5 separate regions of the Homo sapiens genome follow, and regions 2, 3, 4 and 5 are each linked to region 1. A link is a contact called in ENCODE Hi-C or POLR2A ChIA-PET data. All regions are on one chromosome and are shown on one strand. The core of a region is the stretch at or near the end of the contact, and the rest is flanking DNA. Distances in the headings are between cores, read along the strand shown. Region 1 overlaps RPS6KA2 (ribosomal protein S6 kinase A2). Region 2 holds the start of PRR18 (proline rich 18). Region 3 holds the start of SFT2D1 (SFT2 domain containing 1). Region 4 has its middle 20 kb from the start of PRR18. Region 5 overlaps LOC101929297 (a long non-coding RNA gene).

Region 1 (4,565 bases), core at 2,009-4,508:
TGGTTCCTGCTGCAGCCCTAGTTTCTTTTGTGAGAAGCGGTCAGCTGTGCACCTTGCTCTGATGAGACCATTCCAGGCCACTGCTTCCAGAGTGTGTGTAATCACCACTGCATGTGCCCGGGGGAGTTGGTGCAAGAAAGAAACCCATGCTCAGACAAGGCTGTGCTCCATCCCCTCCTTATCTCAAGTTCCGTCCTGGCAGGTGTCCAGTAATAACAAAATAAGGATGTAGGGTGCGGCAGCTGTATCTGAGAGGTTGCTGTGCCATATTGTCCTCGTCAGAGGCTAATGGCTGTGGTCAGGTCTATCTCATGCTGGAAGCACTCTAGCCCCCACCATCCAGGCATGCATGGGTGTTCAACATGAGCTAGCTGTTCTCCTCCTCCTCCTCCTAGCTCATCCCTTCCACAACACCTGCCAGGGCAGGACAGGTTCCTAAACCGCGTGTAAGATGTGTTCGTCCAAACTGCCTGACCACAGGACCCTGCTCTGCCTCTTTTCTCTGTCGTACTCGGGGCCTGCTGGCCTGCCACAGAGTGTGATTATCTACCACATCTGTCATTTACCCGTCTCACCCACCAAATGGCAAGCTCTGCGAGGCAGTTTTAGTCACTGTTGTACCCCAAGCACGTAGGCCAGTGGCTACAATTGACTGATGGAGATTTTGCATGAGGAAATGGACACGGTAGCAGGCTGCCCTGCTGGGGTACTCTGCCGTGAAGCCGGGTCCATCTGGATGAATGAACTCACTGTGCTCTGTGTTGCTCTGCAGTTTGAGATGCTCACGGGGTCCCTGCCGTTCCAGGGGAAGGACAGGAAGGAGACCATGGCTCTCATCCTCAAGTGAGTAGTGTGGGAGCCACCCCAGAGACCTGCGAGCACCTTCTGATATCAAGAGCTGCTGCCTCTGAACCTGGAACTGTGAAGTTTTAATTACATTGCTAGGCTTACAGTGCCAAAGTATTGTAAGCTGTTTTCTAAAAGTCACTGGTTTTACACAAAATGGTAGCGCTCGTCCGCCAGTAGCAGTGGTAATAGGGTGCTGGGCATTCTAATGACAGTGGGTCAAGGGAGCAGTTGCTGGTTTGTCTCATCCTGCTGAGTGGTTCTGATGAACTCTTCTACCATAGATAGTTTTCCATCAGTAAGTCACTTAGAATGTGTAGTGGCTGGTTTTCAAGCGTGATGGTTGGTGACCTCCCAGAAGTAAAGGATAGACGGAAAAAGACACAAGGCCTCCAGGGCCTTGTCCGGAGAGATCACAGGAGCAGGGGTCTCCTTTCCCTCCCCACCTGCTGACCCCATTCATATAGCACTCCTGGTTGACCTTGGCAGGACTCGGTATCGTTTTACCATGTGACTGGATACAAACCATTTTCTGCTTAATTCTCATGAAAAATCATTTACTAAGCCAAGGTTTTGCTCTTGGACTGTAGGAAGAAGCCTGATCCCCATACCACCTTGCCATAGCATCCTAAATGTGAGCAGACACCACTGACTATCACTGTCCCAGAGCAGACAGCAGGAGGGCAGGAAACAGAGAGGCTGGGAGCCCCTAATCAGTTCCTTCCTAAGTGAGGCCACTCGGTGGAGGAGTCATAAAGCTGTTTGTCCTCATGAGCTGCTCTTGCCAACTCTGCTTGCAAATGGACACATAACTTTTATAAAATTGAGAATCACCTAAAACACCACCAGCTCAGCTTTTGTAAGCTCGGTCCTTATGTAGATGGAAGGAGAGAGGGGAGTGAAGGAAGCCCCATTGTGAGGACCCTTTTGTCAAGCTAAGGAGTGTCTTTTTATTTAATCAGCCTTTTCCTCCATCAAGGGACCTTGAATTGCAGCAGACACTGAGAGCTGCAAGTCAGGACCTTTGCAGTGATTCTCATTGTTTGAATTTTAAGGGAGGACATGTTCTTTACTTTTGCTAAAGCTGGAATAATCCCTGACAGCAAGTCACGGGTGTGGCCTCAGGGCATTCCACTTGGGAGGGATGGAGAATTTCTGGAGGGAGCACTAGGCTCTGCGCGTGGGGTTCTCAGTGTGCTCTGAGGACTCCGGTGGTCCTGAGACCCTCCCGGGGTTTGCAGGTCCTCCTCTCGCAGGTTTTCTTCATAGCATCGCAACAGACCGAGCACAGGGTCCAGCTGTCTCCTATGAGCCAGGAAGAGACGCACCCAAGTGCAGAACAATGCCACTAAAGACTTTTTTATATGTATGTTTGAGAAAACATAGATAATTTCCATTAACAATGTTATTTGTGTTAATGGGAGTGTTATTGTTTTTTAATGATTTTATTATTAAATAATGTTTATTAATAAAAATTTATTAAAGTGAATTAGGAAATGGAAATTATACAAATTTCTCACTTTACTTTCTACTGTGGTAAATATCACAGCTGTAACCCACATAAACATAAGCTCTTTGGTGTCCTCAGTAACTTTTAAAGCATAAAAGGGTCCTAAGACCCACGTGGTAGAGCACGGGCTGCTCTGGGTGACTGCGATTGAGGTCTCTGAATGCTGACTGGGGCCCTCTTTATAGCTTGTCCTTGTTCTCCTAAAATAGATCCTAAAATAGGATCTTGTTTTTCAGAGCCAAGCTGGGGATGCCGCAGTTCCTCAGTGGGGAGGCACAGAGTTTGCTGCGAGCTCTCTTCAAACGGAACCCCTGCAACCGGCTGGGTAAGATTCCCCGGGACACCCCACCACGGGAACGTGCAGGGCGCTGCCCCGCAAGCTACAGTGGAGATGTGGAGGGCCACCCTCCTGCTCCGGCCCAATGCCAACCAAGGTCACTGAAAACAGACCTCACCTAGAGGTTGAAATAGTACCAGTGCCATCTGAGCTCCAGGAAAAAAGGCCCCTTCACAGCTTCTAAAACACATAGTTGCTGCCAAAATACCATAAGCTGTTTTCTAAAAGCCACTGGTTTTACCCAAAATGGTAGTATCCTTCAACCAATCTGACTTCCCTGAGTTTTGAAAGTCTCTAAGCTAAGGACAGAACCGTTGAAAAGCTGCTTCTAATTTAATTCTCCCTAAATTGAGAAACCTCCACATCTATTAAAATCAGGATCTACTTTAACTACTGATTGATTTTCTTTTCGTGTATGTGACAGCGTATTGAGGATTACTCCGTGGGCTGGGCCGGTCTTAGCGAGTTGGCGCGGCCGTGTTGTCTCAGAGTCAGACAGCAGCAGGAGCAGGGTGTTTCCGGTTCAGACAGCAGCAGGAGCAGGGTGTTTCCGGTTTAGACAGCAACTGGAGCAGGGTGTTTTCGGTTCAGACAGCAGCAAGAGCAGGGTGTTTCCGGTTTAGACAGCAACTAGAGCAGGGTGTTTACGGTTTAGACAGCAACTGGAGCAGGGTGTTTCAGGTTATTTTAACAAGAAAACGAAAGGAACACATTAAATTCTGTTTTTTTTTAAACTCTAACCTCATAGATAGAAGACATACCAGAGGGGAAGGCAAAAGTTAAATCAGGAAATACTTCATTTCGGAAAAAATACTAGATTTTCCTCTCTGCATGCCTTAACCCCAAAGAAAGAAGGACCCATTTAACTTCTTCCCCACATCAGCTTCCATTGCAGGGAACTTTTGCATTCATTTGCAATCCTTCAGTGATTGAAAGTGAAGCTAATCAAAAGTACCTTCCTACTCCACAGTCATATTTCACAATGTGAGATAATTGAAGTATAACTGTGATCTTAGAAAAAAGGAGTTAAGGTGATTTTTAAAAATCAACATTGATGTATTTAAAGTACTGAGTACTAATCCCCATGAGATTCATCTTGTAATGAATTGTCATAGTTGTATTCACCTAATTAAACACATTTACATCCAACTTCTAATCCAGATTTTTATCACGTAAACCACTCTTCCTTCCTGCAGATTCATCTTCATAGTAATTCTTTACTTCATATAAAGATGTCCCATAGTTGTATTTCCGAGGCAGTTCTCCTCTGTGTAAGCAGATATTTTATTCCACTCTACAGACCTCTCGGTGATAACCCACTGTCAGCGCCTTTGTCCACTCAGCCTGTTTTCATTCTTCCACACAACACAGTAAAGCAATTCCTCCTTGTCACCGAGCACCTCTGCATGCCGAGCGTGGCTACCAGGAGAGCAGGTGACACAGTGAGCTCCCGTGGCACTGGTGACGTCAGAGCAGGTGACACGGTGAGCTCCCCGTGGCATGGGTGATGTCACAGGGTGTTCTGCCGTCACTGTCTGCCAGTCACTGCAGGCCAATCCAGAAAGCCCAGGGCACGTGGGTGTGTGTCAGGAGAGTAAATCCCTGCAACATTTCAGCACCTTGGTAAAACCATCAGAATGTTAAATGTATGCACCCTTTTGCCCAGAAGTGTTACTTCCAGAAATCTCTCCAACAGAAATAGCCATACCTGCGTAAAAGGGGTACAAATAAACGGTGTTTGCCGAAGGTCTTCCTGTTTAACAAAGACCTGAAGATGAAGTAAGCATCAATCAATAAGGAAATCATTGAATCAATTATGAAACGTCCACACCACAGCCTGGGGCTGGAGGACGGTGTCTCGGCCACGGCTCT
Region 2 (4,407 bases), core at 526-3,025, 180 kb after region 1:
CCCGTTAGAGCTGTGTGATGGCAGTTGCGTAGCTACCTCGCCTCTGTACGACCAGTGTCCCAGCAGAATGGAGACAGCAGTGGAAGTCGGGAGCATTACTATGAGGCCACCAACCCATTCTCACCCCAAAACTGTCATTCCTTCTGAAGCATCCTAAGAGTAAGGAGACAGGAAGGAGAGAAGACCCCACCAGCACCGTCACAGCTTTTGAACTGCGGGGCTCCAAACTCAGATGTCTGAGTGTCCAAGTGTTTGCTGATTTTTCTCCATAGCCTGCCTCTCCAGCTGTGCCCCCATAAATGATATTTGATACCGCCCCCCGCCCCACCCCCATCCTCTCCTGCCTCACCTTCTCTTCCAGTTCTCCACTTTCCAGGCACAGAACTGTGGGCCTCCTGCCGCCACTGACGTGCCTCTTCCCACACCCATCCAGAGATTCTAAAACCTGGAATAAAACATATTGAGGAGGAGGTTTCAGTATCTTAGGACCTCACCTGTCAAGCCGATTAACAGCCTGAGCCCACCGGCAGAGACAGGCTGGCAGGGATGGAGGGAAAGTGCCTGTGAGCTGGGAGGCTTGTTTCAGAGCTGTATTGGGGTGGCTTGGGAGGTGCTGGTAGAGATGACAGGGCCCAAACCTGTCACCCCAACCCAAGCTCTGGTGAGAAGTGTTTCCCACCACCTGCCAGGTTTCCTTGACGCTCCCATGTATCCACAGCGCAGTTCTCTGAGGCCACCAACAGTCAACAAGGGGAGGCGTTGCTGCTGCCTCGGAGACTGAGGCGGCTGGGGGAGGGCCATGCTGTCCTGCTGTGACTGTTGGCACAGGGCACATTTGTGTTTACCCACAGTTGAATGTGCTCTGGAGCTAACCTGGGGCCGTAACCATCACACACCTGGTTTCCATCAGAAAAGTGTATCTGATGGAAAGTACTTTGTGGAGATCTAAGCAGCTGATGATTATCCTTAAGTAATGCAGGGACTGCACACATGAAATGTTGACTTTTTGATCCGTCACTTTGCAATTGTTCAATTATTTATTAAACAAACATTTGAATATTGTAGGATGTCTTCATGTGTCTACGACTAGAATGTAAATTGACAGTGAAGATTTATCTCATTAATTCTGAATCTCTGCTACAGTGATAAATATATTGCTTTGCTCATAAGAATTATTAAAGGGACTTGATGTCTAATATTTGCCATGTAATCAGCATTATATAGCTGAAACTGAACTATTTTGCCTGTTCATAGATACTTAGGTTTTGAATTTGAAAGTGACTCCTCAAGGGGTGGCATGAACACTATGTAAGATTCACTGAGGGTCATTTCTCCCCTCTCAGCTCCAGCCCGCTTTTCTCTGTGAAGCAGGATGTGTCCGGGGCCGCAGAGCTGCATCTACTGGCGGTGCCTTTCCCGCCGTCTCGAAGGCACGGAGAGGCTACAGGGGATTTTCTCTGAAACGTGCAGGGCCTCCACCTGTGACTCCGGAAGGCTGCCGGCTCCCCCAGGGGAATGCTCCTGGCTTTCGACGGACTACATTAACCTCGGACCACCGGAGCGCCAGCTGGGGGAGCCCCGGGATGCCTGGCGCGCGCTCCGCCCTCCGCTGTCCTGGCACTTTGCTCCCATTCAACAGTCGGTCGTGACACCAGCCGGGCACAGCCCGGGGCCTGGCAGGGCCGCGTCCTTAGCGAGCGCGCTGGGCTCCTCCTCCTGCCGGCCCGGCCCGCGTCTCAGCTGTGGGGACCCGGGGGCGCCGCGACTCGCCCACAGTCGGACGGCGGGAGGCGGTTCCTGCAGGGTCCAGTCCCGGGAGCACCCCCAGGAGGAGGGGAGGGTGGGAGCGCCTCTCTTTGAGTCCCCGGGTTTGGTCGCTGGGATGTGAGGAAGCCGGAGAGGCCGCGGCTGGACGCAGGTGGGTGTGGAGGGGCCGCCCGGACTGCGGGGACCCGCTCCGCGCACAGTGGCTGAGCGCCCGCCTCTCTTTCCAGGGGCTGAGGATCCGGCGGCTCGGCTGCACTATGCCCTTCCCGCCCATGCCGCCGCCGCCCGCCCCCGCCCCGGGGGCCCAAGCCGCGCGCCAGTTACCCCGGAGGCCCTGCGCCGCGGGGGACAAGAAGAAGAGGCCCCCACAGCGGCCCGAGGGGCTCCTCTCCAGCTCCTGGCCCTCCGCCACGCTCAAGAGGCCGCCGGCCCGGCGCGGCCCCGGCCTGGACAGGACGCAGCCGCCGGCCCCTCCGGGCGTCTCCCCCCAGGCCTTGCCCAGCCGCGCGCGGGCCCCAGCCACGTGCGCCCCGCCCCGGCCGGCAGGCTCCGGCCACAGCCCAGCGAGGACCACCTATGCGGCGACCTCGGCGGGGACGGGGACCACCGCCGCGGGCACCTCCTCGGGGGCGGGGCCTTGTCCAGACTCCGCTGCGCGCTTCTGCCTGAATCTCACCCCCGAGGCCGTCCTGGTCATCCAGAAGCGTCATCTGGAGAAGCAGCTGCTGGCGCGGCCCCGCAGGCCCTTCCCCTCACCCTCGGCCGAACCCAGGCGCCTACTCGCCCCGTGTCTCCCGGCTAGGGCCGCGGGCCCGCGGAGGGGCGGCCCCGCCAGCGACCCCGACGCACCCCCCACCGCCGGCCAGGGCCGCCGCGCGCCTCCGCCCGGCGCCCAGCTGCTGCACGGCGGCCTGCAGGTTCCCCAGCTCAGCCCGCGGCCCGGGGCCCTGCGGCCGATGCTCAAGGTGTCGCTGCTCAACGAGCGGCACAGGTACGACGACGTGGAGTACGAGGAGGAGCCAGAGGCGGTGGACGAGGGCCTGGTACGCAAGTGCACGGAGTGGCTGCGCGGCGTGGAGTCCGCGGCTGCCGCGCGGGGCCGGGCGGGGGCCCTGGACTCACGGCGGCACCTGAGCACGCTGTGAGCCCAGCGGGCCTGCGGGGACAGGCCAGGCCTGATCCCACCTCACTTCCTGCACGCGCCACTCCGCCTAGGGGCCCTCGGGGGAGACCGCAGGCTCCTCTGGCCGCCAGCGCCCACTTTCGGGACACCAGTGCGCAAGCTGGCCCACGTGGGGCGCAGCCAGACTCGCCCGACGGCCACGGCCCCCCTCCTGCCCTCGCCAGCCGGCAGCCCGGGCCTTTCTCGTTCACACCGGTGGTATCTACCCCAGATGCCTGCCTCTGCCCCCACTCTGGCCTCCTCTTGGCATCGCCGAGCATCCATGCAGTTCGTGGGGAATTAAGCAACTGAGAAAATGCCTCTTGGTGCCCCGACCCCCAGGGTTCGTCTAGGTCCCAGAGACCCTCTGCCTGGAGGCGGGCCTTCCCCAGGGCTACATCTGCACGCCCCGTGGTGTCACCCTCAGCCGGCGCCGGGCACCCTGGACAGTGCGGTGGGCGATGGCCCAGGTGGGTGGCCGCGACGGTGGCCTCCTGCAGAGCTGGGACCCGGTCCTACATTCGTGATTTTGTTTTCTCCCAAGTCAGAAAAATGTTGAGGGTATTAGACATCCCTGAAACTCAGTTAACCGAATTTCCAGTCTCCAAAGCGGAAGGGTAGGCATCGCCAGGCGCTGGTGAGCCCTGGTCAATGAGCGCTTCCATGGAAACCGCTCGGCTGATTACATTTTTTCTGTGTATTATTTGAATAGAGAGTAAAGCTCCTCCGCTGTTTCGTAACCATATCCTTTCCCCCGCTAACTGGAGGCTGATTTCTACATATTTCTTCCATGTATCTGAGAATATCTAACTAGAAGGATGAGAAGGAAATAAAATGTTATAATCAGATAAGGCTGGTTATAAAAGAGTAATGTATTACCTCAATTTTTGACTGACTTTGTAAAAGCCAATAACTGGTTTAATGTTTATCTTGATAGACTTTAAATGTATCAAGTCTTAATTGTATTTTAAATTGAAGCCTTACATTTTTAAAACAGATTTTGTATTTTTCTTGTGGAGGTCTTTGCTCTAATAACACACACACACTGTCTCTCTCTCTCTCTCTCTCTAATTCTAGGCACACATTTAGTTAGATGTGAAGCATTTAATTCATTGGGAGCTAGGTCAGCTGCCAGATGAGTTGCAAAAACAGAAAAAAACCTACCCATTGAATAACTTCTTTGAATTTGGAGATAAGTTTTCTTTTACTTAAAATGAATATATTAATTCTAGAGGGGCAAAACTAGCAATGCTTATGCAAGTGACGGTGCTGCTCTTGTTCCACCCCCACCCAGATGGTCTCTGAGTGCGCCGTCCTGGGCAGGGCACACGGTCTGGAGCTGAGAGGGTGGAGCAAGAGTGCACTGACTCCGAGCCGAGGGCAGGAGTGGCTCAACTTGGTCTCGTCTTGCACTTAGTGCAAATACCAATAATTAAGATGCCTAGACTTCTGCCCTTGGTCACAGTAACAACAACATT
Region 3 (4,379 bases), core at 1,027-3,526, 150 kb after region 1:
ACAGAGTCTCACTCTGTTGCCCAGGATGGAGTGCAAACGAGCGACCTCAGCTCACTGCAACCTCCACCTCCTGGGTTCAAGCGATTCTCCTGTCTCAGCTTCCCAAGTAGTTGGGACTACAGGCGCCCGCCACCATGCCCAACTAATTTTTGTATTTTTGGTAGAGACGGGGTTTCACCATATTGTCCAGGCTGGTCTCAAACTCCTGACCTTGTGACCCACCCGCCTTTGCCTCCCAAAGTGCTGGGATTACAGGAGTGAGCCACCGCGCTCGGCCTATACTTGAAAATCTTGAAAGCAGTTATGTCAGATATGTGAACCAGAGAAGCCCATCTTGAATAGCGGCTGGGTAAAATGAGGTTGAGACCCACTGAGCTGCATTCCCAGACAGTTAAGTCATTCTAAGACACAGGATAAGATAGAAGGTCAGCACAAGATACAGATCATAAAGACCTTGCTGATGAAACAGACTGCAGTAAAGAAACCGGCCAAATCCCACCAAAACCAAGGTAACAAGAGAGACCTCTGGTCGTTCTCATTGCTACACTCCCACTAGCGCCATGGCAGTTTACAAATGCCATGGCAATATCACGAAGTTAGCCTATATGGTCTAAAAAGGGGAGGCATGAATCCACCCCTTGTTTAGCATATCATCAAGAAATAACCATAAAAATGGGCAACCAGCAGCCCTGGTAATAGACAGCCCTGCTCTGCCTATGGAGTAGCTATTCTTTTGTCCTTCTACTTTTTTTTTTTTTTTTTGAGACGGAGTCTCGCTCTGTCGCCCAGGCTGGAGTGCAGGGGCGCGATCTCGGCTCACTGCAAGCTCCGCCTCCCGGGTTCAAGCAATTCTCTGCCTCAGACTACCGATGTTCCTCTACTTTTTAAATAAACTTGTTTTCACTTGCCCTGAATTCTTTTTGCGCAAGATCCAAGAACCCTCTTTTGGGGTATGGATCCGGACCCCTTTCCCGTAACACTTACGGACATACTCTCTTATTCAACAGAAACATAGTTTTATTCTATAGATTTTACAATCTATTTTCTGACCTTTTAAAGTTAAGGACATAAGGATAAGACTTCTCATATTAGTATGAACAGGCCACATAGAAATATCTTCTGCCTAAAGGAAAAGGATGCTGAGCATTGGACCGTTTCATCACAAGAAGGCGCGACTTGCTTTCCTAGGGTTCCTGTGGTATTTGTTTTTATCTAATTGAGTTTAGATAAAATCTCTACTGAGGCAGTAGGATGGACAATGAAACTTTTTGAGGATCCACCTTTTAACTGAAAGATTTTAGGGAGGAAATGGAGTGGGCAAAGTAATCAAAAGAACAGGCATTCTCATTACCATCTTACCAAGCCTAGAAGCAAACAGAAGAGCAAAACCTATCACTTAATGACTTCTGGAGACCATATTAGACAGGCAGCCCTGATTTTTAATCTCCTTTCTTAGCATGGTGGAAAATGAGAGAGAGAAAAATGCCACTTCCCCATTTCTTAGTGTTTGTTCATCCAGCACGAGCCGGAGAACAGTAAACGCTTGTTCAATGGTTTCACTGTTCACACAAAACTGGAAAAATGGGTTGCATTAGCTATTCCTTTTATAAATAAGATTTCACTCTTTCAAACTCCTAGCTGACCAGTGAACTGAGTAAAGAAATAGCTCTCACAAGGGCAAAGGAGTGAGGCAGCCTCTTGCTATTTCTCCTGAGACGGTCTGAAATACAGCTCCTCGCTTTAATCCTGAGGCAGGTGTTTGTGTCTCCGGATGAGGACACCCAGCTGGGAAGGCTAGCGACGCCCCCAGGGCCACCTCATGGGTGGCAGGGCGCTCTTCGGAGCACGGCCACCTGCCCGCAGGAGCCCTCCGCTCTCCGATTCCAGGCGAGGGGAGGCGCATTCGGGGCCTCGACTTCTGGGAACCCGGGGTGCCGCGGACCCGCCCAGCAAGGCCCCTCGCGGGGCCCGGAGGACGCCAAGTGCAGGGTTCAGTGGTCGTGCCCCAGTCGGGTCTACACTCAATGGCTGTGCGCCAGCTGTGGGCAGGGGGTCCACACCCGCGCTGTGTCCCCGCGCGTTACCACGGCGCACCTCGCGGACAGTGGGAAGGGATAGCCCCACCATCAGCGCCCACTCCGCGGACTTCACGGACCACTACCGGGTCCGAGAGAAAGGCTGGTGAGCATGCGCGCATTGCTACGGCGGCCGCGCTGACGCACAGGAAGCGGGCGGGACCGGACTTCCGGCTGGTCTGTGGGGTTTCGGGTTCGGGGTTTCCTGGTGGGCGTCAGGGGCAGGCAACAGAGTGGCGGCCGCTACGGCCCTGTAACAGGGCCATGGAGAAGCTGCGGCGAGTCCTGAGCGGCCAGGACGACGAGGAGCAGGGCCTGACTGCGCAGGTAGCGAACTTGCGCCCTCGTCCAGTCCCGGGGCTGCCCGCTGGCCCCGGCCGCACTGAGGACCGGCCGAGCGGGTGGGGTGGGTGCGAGGCCGGGGGTCTGGGACTCCTCTGCCCGGCTGGTTGATTTAGGAGGGCTCCGCCTGCTTCCTGGGTAGAATTTGAGAACTTTCCAGTTTTCCATGCGGTCTACTTAAACCCACTTTGAGGCCCCCCCCCGACTCTCCCATCTGGCCTTCTGACTTAGGAATCCGCTAACGTCTGCCCTCGCTTTCCCAAATAATCCATCGCTCCCACGTACTATTTGGTTTTCTGAGCCTGGTGCGGGGTCTGGCCTCGGGCTGTGCAGCGTAAGTAGCTATGCAGGGCATTTATCCTGCAAGCTGCAGTGAGCCGAGACCCTAAAGCTTGTTGCATCTGTTTGTCTTTGGAGGTAAAGGTGGTGTTATGTGTGTGTTTGCTGGGGGGTGGTCTTTTGGAAATAGGGAGACTGGAGGAAAAATAAACAGGACATTGGTAAGTGAAATAATATTGAATTAAAATTTTTCTGTTAAGGCAGTGAGCCCTGGTAAGAGATTTTTTTTTTTTTCTTAATAAAAGCCCTTGTGTCTGCGCCTTACCAGCGAGACTTGATAAGGGTTACTTCCTCCAGCAAGAAGGTTAAAAGTAGCAGTGGAGCAGGAACTGCGGTGTAAGTTTTTTTGTTATTGCATGCGATTATATTGCACGTTATTGTGTGCTGTCGCAGAAGTTGGACGTTTAAAATTGAATTGTATTTCATAAGGATCTTCTATTTGTCTCTCCTGACTTCCTTGTCATTATACTTACTCAGCACTTGGTGTGGGTAGAGTTCTGGGCTACAGTTTTGGGTTCAGAGAGTGTAAGACAAGTATCTGTTCTCATTGCACTCTGTAACTCTGTATATTACCACAGCCACATGTGGCCAATGAATTTTTTTTTTTTTTTTTTTTAGATGGAGTCTTGCTTTGTCGCTCAGGCCTGGAGTGCAGTGGCGTGATCTCGACTCGCTGCAACCTCTGCCTCCCGGGTTCAAGCAATTCTCCTGCCTCAGCCTCCTGAGTAGCTGGGATTACAGGCACCTGCCACCATGCCCTGCTAATTATTTTGTGTTTTTAGTAGAGATGGGGGTTTCACCATGTTGGTCAGGCTGGTCTCGAACTCCTGACCTCAAGTGATCCGCCCACCTTGACCTCCCAAAGTGCTTGGATGACAGGCTTGAGCCACTGCGCCTGGAGCAATTAAATTTAAATTAATTAAAATTAAATAAAATTTAACATTCAGTTCCTTAGTCACAGCAACCACATTTCACATGTTCAGTAGGCACATGTGGTTAAAGGCTACTGTATTAAACAGCGCAGATACAGAACATTTGCATTGCAGAAAGTTCTATTGGACAGTGCTACTCTAAACTTTGGAGATGCAAAGGTAATATCACTTATCTTGAGCCCACTGTCTAGAGGGGAGAAAGATATGTGGAGAAGTAATCAATCAAAGATTAGAGTGACTGGCTGTATAGACAAGTGCTGTGAGTTCAGAGGAGGTGATCGTTCATTAACAAATATTCAAGTTCCTGCATATGTTTGACATTGTTCAAGATGCAGGTGTTAATAACAGTGACCAGTGCAAATACCTCTTTCACATGGAACTTAAATTTTAATTGGAGGAAACAGTGAATAAACAAGTATATAATGTGTCAGACAGCCACAGAAAAAGTCAGAGCAGGTTGAGGAGGTTGGGGTTGCCATATTACTTAGATAAGGCCTCCCTGCCAGGGAGTCATGTGAGCACAGCTCAGAAGAGCTGCTGGGATGTCTGAGCATCCTGTGAATAAAAGCCTCCAAGGCAGATACAGAGTCCCAAGTGGTGTGTGGTCAGCATGTTCAGGGCCAGTAAGGAGGCCAGAGGGGCTCTAGCAGCGGGGCAGAGAAGAGGGACAATTGTAGAAGAAAAGGTGAAG
Region 4 (4,615 bases), core at 2,116-4,615, 200 kb after region 1:
CAAGGTAGGCCGGGGATCCAGTCCACAGGAGCTAATGCAGATTCTCTCAGGGCCGTGGATGGATCTGCAGCTCTGCTCTGCACTTAGGCCACTTTCTTCAGGCTGCAGATTTCAAGGGGAGGGCAGCTGTGGTGTGAGTCTTCCCAGGAACTTATGGTGTGTTGGGGGTGGTACTCCAAAGGGAGATGAGGATTCTTGGCCAGAGAAGGGTGGAGTGAATGCTGCCCGCCAGCACAGCTCGACATGCCTGCTGTACCCCCTGTGCGCTGGGTACCCTATGTGCACTCCACCATATGGCCACCATAGTCATCTGTGGACCACGTGTCTGATACATGCCAGGTGCCATTCAGAGAGTTCAGATGCAGCACTAAACAAAATGTGCTCATGGGGCTTACATACTAGGGTGGAGACAGTGAATAATAAATAACAAGGGGAATTGTGTAGTGAATGAGAAGGTGATATGCACCATGGAAAAAGAAGAGTAGAGCAAGCTAGCAGGTGAAGGGCGATGGGGTGGTGGAGGCAGCCTGCAGTGTTAGGCACTTCCGGAAGGCGTTATGGAATAAGTGAATCTGAGCAAAGACTTTAAGAAGGTGAAGGGCTGGCTCATCAGATCCTAGGGACAGTGGTCCAGGCAGCGGGATCAGCTGCATGGCAGGACTGAGCCACAGGGGAGTTTGATTGACTAATGATGAGTGAGCCCAGAGGGGAGCCCTGGATGAGACATCGGGGAGTTGGGGTAGATCATGCAGAGTCTTGTAGGACCCCATGCTTATGGGGTGGGAATTTTCAAGGAGAAAACTGAAGTCCAAGGATTACTTGCCCAAGTCTACATGGCTGTCAAGTGGCAGAGCGAATATTTACACCTAAGGAGTTCCATGCTCTAGAACCCAGCACACTCAAGTTTGGTAAACGGAACTGCACCATGGGGCCATCTCCTACCTCTGTGAAAGCCCCTCCAATAAGGGGAGGAACATAGCCAATGCAGCCACGCATTTGCCGGAGAGCTTGCTATACTTTATCAGTAGTGGCTTAATGGACATTTGAAACATTTGAAAAACGGCAATTAAATACAGAATACATACATATATCTCTATATTTATATATATCTCTATATTTATATATATTTATATATATATCTATATATTTATATATATTTATATATATATCTATATATTTATATATATTTATATATATCTATATATTTATATATCTATATATTGTATATATCTATATATTTATATATATCTATATATTATATATATCTATATATTTATATATATCTATATATTATATATATCCATATATTTATATATATCTATATATTTACATATATCTATATATTTATATATATCTATATATATTTATATATCTATACATTTATATATATCTATATATTTATATATATCTATATATTTATATATCTATATATTTATACATCTATATATTTATATATATCTATATATTTATATATATCTATATATATTTATATATATCTATATATTTATATATATCTATATATATTTATATATATCTATATATTTATATATATCTATATATATTTATATATATCTATATATGTTAATATATATCTATATATTTTTTATATATATATATATGTTTATATATATCTATATATATTTTTATATATCTATATATGTTTATATATATCTTTATATTTATATATCTATATATCTATATATTTATATATCTATATATGTTCATAGATATCTATATATTTTTATATATCTATATATGTATATATTTATATATATCTATATATCTTTATATATCTATATATTTATATATATCTATATATCTATATATATCTATACATTTATATATCTATATATGTATATATCTATATATATCTCTATATATCTATATATGTATATATATCTCTATATATCTCTATATATCTATACATGTATATATATCTATATATATCTGTACATATCTATATATGTATATATCTATGTATATATCTCTGTATTTATATATATCTATATATATCTATATATTTATATATATCTATATGTCCATATATCTATATATTTATATATATCTATATATTTATATATATGTATATATATCTATATATAGATATATATATCTTTATATAGATATATATATCTTTATATTTATATATAGATATATAGATCTATATAGATCTATATATCTTTATATTTATATATAGATATATAGATCTATATAGATCTATATATCTATATAGATATATAGATATATATATCTATATAGATCTATATATCTATATAGATCTATATATCTGTATATCTATATAGATCTATATATATCTATATATCTATAGATCTATATCTATATATCTATAGATCTATATATCTATATTTATATATATCTATATATCTATATTTATATATACATATATTTATATATATCTATATATATTTATATATATCTATATATTTATATCTATCTATCTATATTTGTATATATCTATCTATATTTATATATATCTATCTTTAAATATATATATATGTTTAAAGATATATGTGTATATATATACTTTTTTTGAGACAAAGTCTAACTCTGTTGCCCAGTCTGGAGTGCAGTGGCATAATCTCGGCTCACTGAAACCTCCACTTCCCGGGTTCAAGCAGTTCTGCCTCAGCCTCCTGAGTAGCTGGGATTACAGGTGTGTGCCACCATGCCCTGCTAATTTTTGTATTTTTAGTAGAGACGGGGTTTCACCATGTTGCCCAGGCTGGTCTCAAACTCCTGACCTCAGGTGATCCACCTGCTTCGGCCTCCCAAAGTGCTGGGATTACAGGCTTGAGCCTCCGTGCCTGGCCTGTACTTCTTCTTTGATAAATTGTTTATAGCTATTTTAAAACATTTTCTGCTGAGCATATGAGAGGTGACAATAATGACTAAGTGAGAGGTGACAATAATTACTAATCATTGTAAAGTATTTAGTATCTGCTAGACTTTGCTCCAAATACTGGGCAGATATTGACTCCTTTAACTCGTTTGACCCACTTATGAGGCAGGTGCTATTTTGGAGATGAGAGCATGGAGGGCCGGAAAGGTTCATGGACTTGGCCACCGTCAGAGATCAGGAGGTCAGGGAACCAAGGCTCAAACCTCTAGCCTAACTCTTGCCAACACGTAGTCTCTCTCAGGCCGGCAGGATAGGAGAAGGGAACCTGTTTAGTCATCAGTAAAGAAATTCCCTTCAAAACGGTTTCATCTTCTTCCTGTTAGGTCAGCACTCCGTCCTGGCTGCAGCCTCTGATAGCCAAGCGGATGAGGTCTGCTCTGTCACAGTAGGGTGAACAAATGAAGAGAAACAGGAAGTAACCTCAGTTGTTTTTCCCTATTATGGCCAGGTGGCAAGTAGGTCTTTGTGGAGCCACTGAATGCAAAAGCACAGAAAGGCCATCCCCCCAGCGGCCCCTTCCACCTGACAATGAGGAAGAAGGAATGCCTGCTTCCCAGGGGCCTTGCTCCTGTTGGCAGCAGTTTCTGTCGCTTGGGTGGAAAAGGGTCCCCACATATGTGCAGGACCAACTCTCTAGACTCGTGTGCAGGAATGATCGAAGAATTCGAGCAGCAGAGAGATAATTGTTATAGTTGTCCAATTTTCATCAAAAAGATACAAGAAAAAATAAAATTTATTACATTCTTAAATGTGGTTCAAGATAATGTTGAGTTTAAAATGATCAAAAAAGTATTATAATTTTATAAAGTATCATGATTTTAATGTAACTGAAATAGATGCATAGCTCACTCATCTTTCCAATTTTCAAAAAGAACATGACCAGTCCGGTCGCGGTGGCTCACACCTGTAATCCCAGCACTTTGGGAGGCCGAGGCAGGCAGATCACAAGGTCAGGAGTTCAAGACCAGTCTGGCCAATATGGTGAAACCTCGCCTCTACTAAAAATACAAAAATTAGCCGGGTGTTGTGGAACGTGCCTGTAATCCCAGCTACTCAGGAGGCTGAGGCATGAGAATTGCTTGAACCTGGGAGGTGGAGGTTGCAGTGAGCCGAGATTGTGCCACTGCACTCTAGCCTGGGCGACAGAGCAAGACTCTGTCTCAAAAAAAAAAAAAAAAAAAAAAAAAAAAGAACATGACCCTATCAGTTCCTTTTTTTCCCCCAGCAATATAGCTGCTTAATGAGGAGAATCCATGTTAAACTATGGTGAAGCCGCTCTGGATGAATAACAGAGCAGCCCCTTCTTGAAGCCGTGTGCCCACAAGGAAGCTCAAGTTAAGCGCTGGGTTAAGTTCCGATGGTTGGTAAAAGGAGCAGACAAGTCTCCTCCCTGACTCCTCACTGTATTTCCAAAGGTGGGTGCTCAGACGACACAAACTGTGGAGGGAACCCCAGCATTTCCTGAGCCCCCCAGGGCCTGACTGCCGCTTCCTCTATCCTCATCTGCTTCCCTGGGAGGAAGGTTTGCTTTTCCTTTTCCTTCCTAAAATACAGTGGCTTCCAGACCTTGACTGTCTGACCTCCAGTAAGAAATACACATAATTGTGATCAAGTGTGTATGTATGTGAGTGCATCTGAAGCAAATAATTTAAGGAAACTATACTCACTCTATGTGAAATGCAATTTCTTCTATTC
Region 5 (4,597 bases), core at 990-3,489, 240 kb after region 1:
GTTACCCCTCTGTATTCAAAGAACTGAAATCAGTTTATTTGTCCATAGGTATATACATAGCTATAAAAGTATTTAGTGCTAGCAAGAATGGGATAGATTTTGGTGGACAACTTACGGAATTTCATGAAGGTTTCAAAACAAGGATGAAAAATGTAGTCCTTTTTAAGAATGAAAGCTCAGCTGGATGGTAAAGCTCTAGAAGCTGTCCCATAGTAAAGACTAAAGCAGGTGTATCTGAGCCTGGAAAGAAAGGTCCAAGGGGAGGTGTAAGTAGCCTGAAATACCTGGGGTTTGCATGTGGATTTTATACTTATTTCATGTTTTATTGACTATTCTGCTGTGGACTGCACTGTGTCCTTCTCATCCCCAAAATTTCTATGTCGAAGACCTAATCTTCAATGTGGTGGTATTTGGAGGTCACCTTTGGGCAGTGACAAGGTTCAATGAGATCATGAGGGAGGCCTTACAGGGGACTGATGTTCTCTGCTGTCTGCCAGCCAGGAGGAGGCCCTCGCCAGAACTCAACCATGCTGACATCCTGATCTTGGACTTCCAGCCTCCAGAGCTGTGAGAAAATAAATTTCTGTTGTTTAAGCCATCCAGCATGTGAAATTGTGTTACAGTAGCCTGAGCTAAGGCAAGAAATATTCCAATAAATATATTTCGTATTTATTCTAGGTAGCATCAGAGACCAGAAATAAGGCCAATGGGAATAATTTACAAAGAAGTTAAAGTTCAGTTCAATACGAGGGAAATTTTATTTTAAATTTTTTTTGAGGCAGCGTCTCACTCTGTCACCCAGGCTGGAGTGCAGTGGCACAATCTTGGCTCACTGCAACCTCCCCCTTCTGGGTTCCAGCAATTCTCCCACCTCAGCCTCCCCAGTAGTTGGGATTACAGGTGTGCGCCACCACGCCTGGCTAATTTTTGTATTTCTAGTAGAGACGAGGTTTCACCATGTTGAGCAGGCTGGTCTCGAACTTCTGACCTCAAGTGATCCACCTGCCTCGGCTTCCCAAAGTGCTGGGATTACAGTCGTGAGCCACCGTGCCCAGCACTAGGGAGATGTTTTAAAAAGGGACTCAAGGTGTATCCTGGGTCCAGGCTGAGCCCTGGTAGCTTGGATGTGTGTAACCCTAAACTGGAGGCTCCCTCCTCTCCCCCCATAAAAGGATTTTGGTCTTGTGACGAAGGTTCACCTAGGAGGGCTGTAATGTTTCTTCCAATTCAGAATGTGTAATAATCTAGAGAGAAAAAGCAGCTAGAAAAATAAAACCACACAATGTGAGAAATAAGCACACTACGTAGAAAACCCCCTATTCAGAAGATGACTGGAATGTTATCTGAGTCCCTAAACCAGAAGCCGCTATGTGAGTGTAAGTGCTTGTTAATGTGTAATGCTACAGTTTTCAGTGTTATAGTTTTTATGGGATGTTCACATGATTTTATATTTAAAAAGCCCACAGCCAAATTTAAATAAGACTTATTTTACAGGGATCAATCTGTAATACTGTTATGAAAAAAACCGTAGGGAACAAACGAAAAAGACAAAGTATCCTACATAAAACAGTGTAATAAGGAGGAAAGTAGTTCTTACCTCGTGTCAAAGCAACAAGGCAGGGGCTAGGACAATAATCTCTAGGTCCTGTGTGATACACTGAGCCCGGCTAAAGGCAGATGACTAAAATAATAACACCAAGTATTTATCATGTTGTTTCAAGAATTGCTCACGGATTATCTCAGTTCTCACACAAAGCCTGTGAAATACCTACCATTTTTTAGCAAACTCATTTCACAGATGAAATGGAAACAGGACTATCCAGTAACACTCTGGCCCAGGAGAATCCAGTTAGCAGCGTGGATGTCTCCAAACCTAGTTTGTCTCCAAAATGCTCAGACCTGCCTATGTGCTGCACCTCCCACACAGTGAAGAACACAAAATCATACAGGGGCACGTAGAAGCTCTTCTTTGTGACCAGTAACTGTGAGCCCACCCATTCCAGTATCAATACTTATTAATACAATGAAGATGAAGTGACTTTCAAATCTGAAATACCCTTCTGATCATTGCTTTTTGCTACATTCTAAATATTTTCACCAAAAACCTTTCTGTAGAAGGACCCTCAGGTGAATTTGGAAATTGGTTTCACACTCCAGGAGAGCTGGTGCAGCTCACAGCAAACTGTGAGGAAGCCCCGGGCTTTCATGTGGGCCGGCCTCGGGGCAGGCTGTAGGGCTCCCGTGTGGTTTTCCTGCACCAAGCAAACAGATCTTTGGTTCAACCTTGTTAGTCCAGAGCTGACTGAAGGAGGAGATTGTTCACAAAAAGGTGAGGAAAAAATAAAACTGAAATGAGGCAAGACTTTAACATGAAAAGGAAAAGTGCCACTGGAAATTAAATCTAAAATGAATGTAAGGCAATTGCTTTAACAATTTGTCAACAGGCAGGACAATGAAGCGTAGACAGCCCTGCTTTGGAGAAATGACAATGGAGAAAATGAAAGAAAAATAGAAAGTAAGAGCGGAACGGGGCCAGCCCCTCTGAGGTTCACACCTCTATCTGCGGACCCAGTGCGTATAGTTTTACACTTTTTGCCGGTGCAGTTTCATGGTTTCTGTCTAAAACCATGCAGCAGCACAAGGCTGTGGCTTCTGTCACTGATGTGATTGAAGTTAATGTGACTTCAGCCGCTGTCATGAGGTGCTGGATGAAATTTAACCAATAAGCCTTGGATCTGCGGAATTACTTGAACTTCAAAAAGTCCTGGAGAGAATGCCCTTGAGCTGCGGAAGCCAATGCCCTTGAGATGCGGAAGCCGGCTTGGCTTTCGTGGACTGTGAGCAACTTGGCCAGGGCAGCATGGGTCCCACAGGAGTGGCCACGTTTCACCTTCCAGAAACGCATGCATTTCAGTGGCACTGCCAGCGGAAACACGAGATTTGGTTGGGCACAAAAAACTAAACACCTGTCCACTGTGGAAATGACTCCTTCAAAGTCAAATTTTGGGCTCTTTGTTGAACTATATTGGGAGGGCACTTTTGATCACTCTCTAAATACTTATGATTATCTTATTGATACTTCTGTATTGCCAAATAAGGTGTAGGCATGGATCTGCCTTTCCCAGACAGAAGGGTCCTGCTCTTACCTGTTGGGAACTGCTCTGAAAGTCTGGGAGGAGATTGCTGGTATTTTTGCTGTAAAGTGAAGCTTTGCGCTTTCTGCAAGGTGGGTGCAGTTGCGGTCATAGCAGCACCTCTGTGTCTTGGTCTCCACTCACCTGTCTTCGTGGAGAGCACGTGGCCTCACACACAGAGAGACGACACATGGATAATTAGGTACACAGATGTGCTAGTTTGAGAAAATTGGAGGTTTCTTAAGTGTTTTGGGCCATATTATTCACCATAATCAGGGACAATAATCTATCGGTCCTGTGTGATACACTGATCCAGGGTCAGCAGAAGCCCCTGAAACTTGCTAGAAGTGCACATTTCCAGGCCCACCCCAGACCTACTGAACCAGAAACTCCGGGGTTGGGGCCCAGCAGTCTGCTTTTTAACAAGCTCTCAGGGTTATTCCGACGCAGCCTGAAGTTTGAGCACCTTTGCCCTACAGGCACTAGCTCAGCTCAGGGGGTTAAATATCAGGATTTAATTAATTGCTAGGAGTTCCTCCTTTAGGTCTGCTAATAGTAGGCTGTCTGACTTTAAATAATTCACTTGAGGGCTTGTTTCCAAAAGCAGACGGCAGAGCACACCTGCCAGTCAGCTGCGGGGGGACTGGCTTTGAGATGCTTGTTCACAAGTGGAAAACGGTTTGACCTGTCCAGGCACCTAGTGAGCAATGGCCACTGAAAAATTCATCTGAAATTAAGCTGCTCTACTCTGCACTAGGGCTGACCCTGGCTACCTCAGCACCAAATCTAAGCCTGTGGGTTATGAGGTGAAACTGCTCAGGAGCACCTCTTATGGACCCAGTGTGGGGAGGATGAGGGAGGAGACTCATCTTCACGGGTGTGTGAATCACCCTCTTAACTCTTCTGTGTAATACAGGCCCCTGGACTCCTGAATCCTCCATAGGTCTTTTCGGTCTTAAATTCCTTTATTAATAACAACAGTGGCTAATGTTTGGAGGACACTTGGACACCTTGAGGAGGACTTCCGTGGCCTTCTCTGAAGATGCTGTGCTCTACTCCCAATCAGCTGAGACCCATCTTCTTAATCTTTGCAGTGTGTGCTTCAGAACTGGCACCAGACAGGCGCTGCATGAACACTGCTGCAAGAGAGCAAAGGAGAGTGAGGAGAAGAGAAAGAGAAAGGCGGGCAGAAGGGGAGGAAAAAAGGATTGGAAAGGAAAATAAAGCACTTAAACATTTTTTTTCCTTTTTTTGAGACGGAGTCTCACTCTGTTGCCCAGGCTGGAGTGCAGTGGCACAGTCTTGGCTACCTGCAACCTCCATCTCCTGGGCTCAAGCCATTCTCCTGCCTCAGCCTCCTGAGTAGCTGGGATTACAGATGCCCGCCACCACACCCAGCTAATTTTTGTATTTTTAGTAGAGAAGGGGTTTCGCCGTGTCGGCCAGGCTGGTCTCGAACTCCA

What was found. Hi-C counts contacts between places; a loop is a spot of excess contacts on that map. ChIA-PET counts read pairs that join two places held with the same protein, here RNA polymerase II (POLR2A). Pooled maps may share reads with other maps.
Region 2: a loop to region 1 is called in a pooled map, with 2.5 times the contacts of the local background. The contact joins the promoter of PRR18 here to the enhancer-like site in region 1. A Hi-C loop is called at or near these places in 5 of 50 pooled maps. POLR2A ChIA-PET finds 5 or more read pairs at or near these places in 2 of 52 experiments (activated T-cell and activated naive CD4-positive, alpha-beta T cell).
Region 3: a pooled map shows a loop between it and region 1 (5-fold over the local background). The contact joins the promoter of SFT2D1 here to the enhancer-like site in region 1. A Hi-C loop is called at or near these places in 1 of 168 maps with a recorded cell type or tissue (sciatic nerve) and 11 of 50 pooled maps. POLR2A ChIA-PET finds 5 or more read pairs at or near these places in 4 of 52 experiments (A673, CD4-positive, alpha-beta T cell, H1 and 1 more).
Region 4: a loop to region 1 is called in a pooled map, with 3 times the contacts of the local background. The contact joins two enhancer-like sites. A Hi-C loop is called at or near these places in 1 of 168 maps with a recorded cell type or tissue (natural killer cell), 1 of 37 single-sample maps with no recorded cell type and 7 of 50 pooled maps.
Region 5: a pooled map shows a loop between it and region 1 (2.7-fold over the local background). The contact joins two enhancer-like sites. A Hi-C loop is called at or near these places in 5 of 50 pooled maps. POLR2A ChIA-PET finds 5 or more read pairs at or near these places in 2 of 52 experiments (CD4-positive, alpha-beta memory T cell and activated naive CD4-positive, alpha-beta T cell).

The regions. Positions count from the first base shown.
Region 1 is chr6:166,486,949-166,491,513 of GRCh38, reverse strand. It overlaps RPS6KA2 (ribosomal protein S6 kinase A2), which reads left to right. Exons shown (of 21, transcript NM_021135.6): 9 at 773-843; 10 at 2,593-2,681. Among named protein-coding and RNA genes, the nearest start is that of MIR1913, 20 kb to the left of the region's middle. RefSeq lists an enhancer at 1,352-1,852. Within about 2 kb of position 3,258, at least 19 of the 41 ENCODE cell types and tissues checked have a DNase peak (open chromatin) inside an H3K27ac peak, as active enhancers do; they include A673 and CD4-positive, alpha-beta T cell, where a contact is called at or near this core.
Region 2 is chr6:166,305,760-166,310,166 of GRCh38, reverse strand. It overlaps PRR18 (proline rich 18), which reads left to right and starts at 1,775. Exons shown (of 1, transcript NM_175922.4): 1 at 1,775-4,407. The coding sequence starts at 2,025. The coding sequence ends at 2,912. It overlaps LOC107986669 (a long non-coding RNA gene), which reads right to left and starts at 2,619. Exons shown (of 3, transcript XR_001744464.2): 1 at 2,444-2,619; 2 at 350-445. RefSeq lists an enhancer at 1,343-1,622 and a silencer at 1,693-2,292.
Region 3 is chr6:166,340,442-166,344,820 of GRCh38, reverse strand. It overlaps SFT2D1 (SFT2 domain containing 1), which reads left to right and starts at 2,276. Exons shown (of 8, transcript NM_145169.3): 1 at 2,276-2,402. The coding sequence starts at 2,340. LOC100289495 (a long non-coding RNA gene) reads right to left here and starts at 2,190. Exons shown (of 2, transcript NR_040022.1): 1 at 1,674-2,190. RefSeq lists an enhancer at 1,451-2,344 and a silencer at 2,406-2,565.
Region 4 is chr6:166,285,666-166,290,280 of GRCh38, reverse strand. No RefSeq gene overlaps it. Among named protein-coding and RNA genes, the nearest start is that of PRR18, 20 kb to the left of the region's middle. RefSeq lists an enhancer at 3,062-3,231. Within about 2 kb of position 3,365, at least 5 of the 41 ENCODE cell types and tissues checked have a DNase peak (open chromatin) inside an H3K27ac peak, as active enhancers do.
Region 5 is chr6:166,242,478-166,247,074 of GRCh38, reverse strand. LOC101929297 (a long non-coding RNA gene) reads right to left here. Exons shown (of 5, transcript NR_125862.1): 2 at 3,147-4,273. Among named protein-coding and RNA genes, the nearest start is that of PRR18, 64 kb to the left of the region's middle. Within about 2 kb of position 2,239, at least 5 of the 41 ENCODE cell types and tissues checked have a DNase peak (open chromatin) inside an H3K27ac peak, as active enhancers do.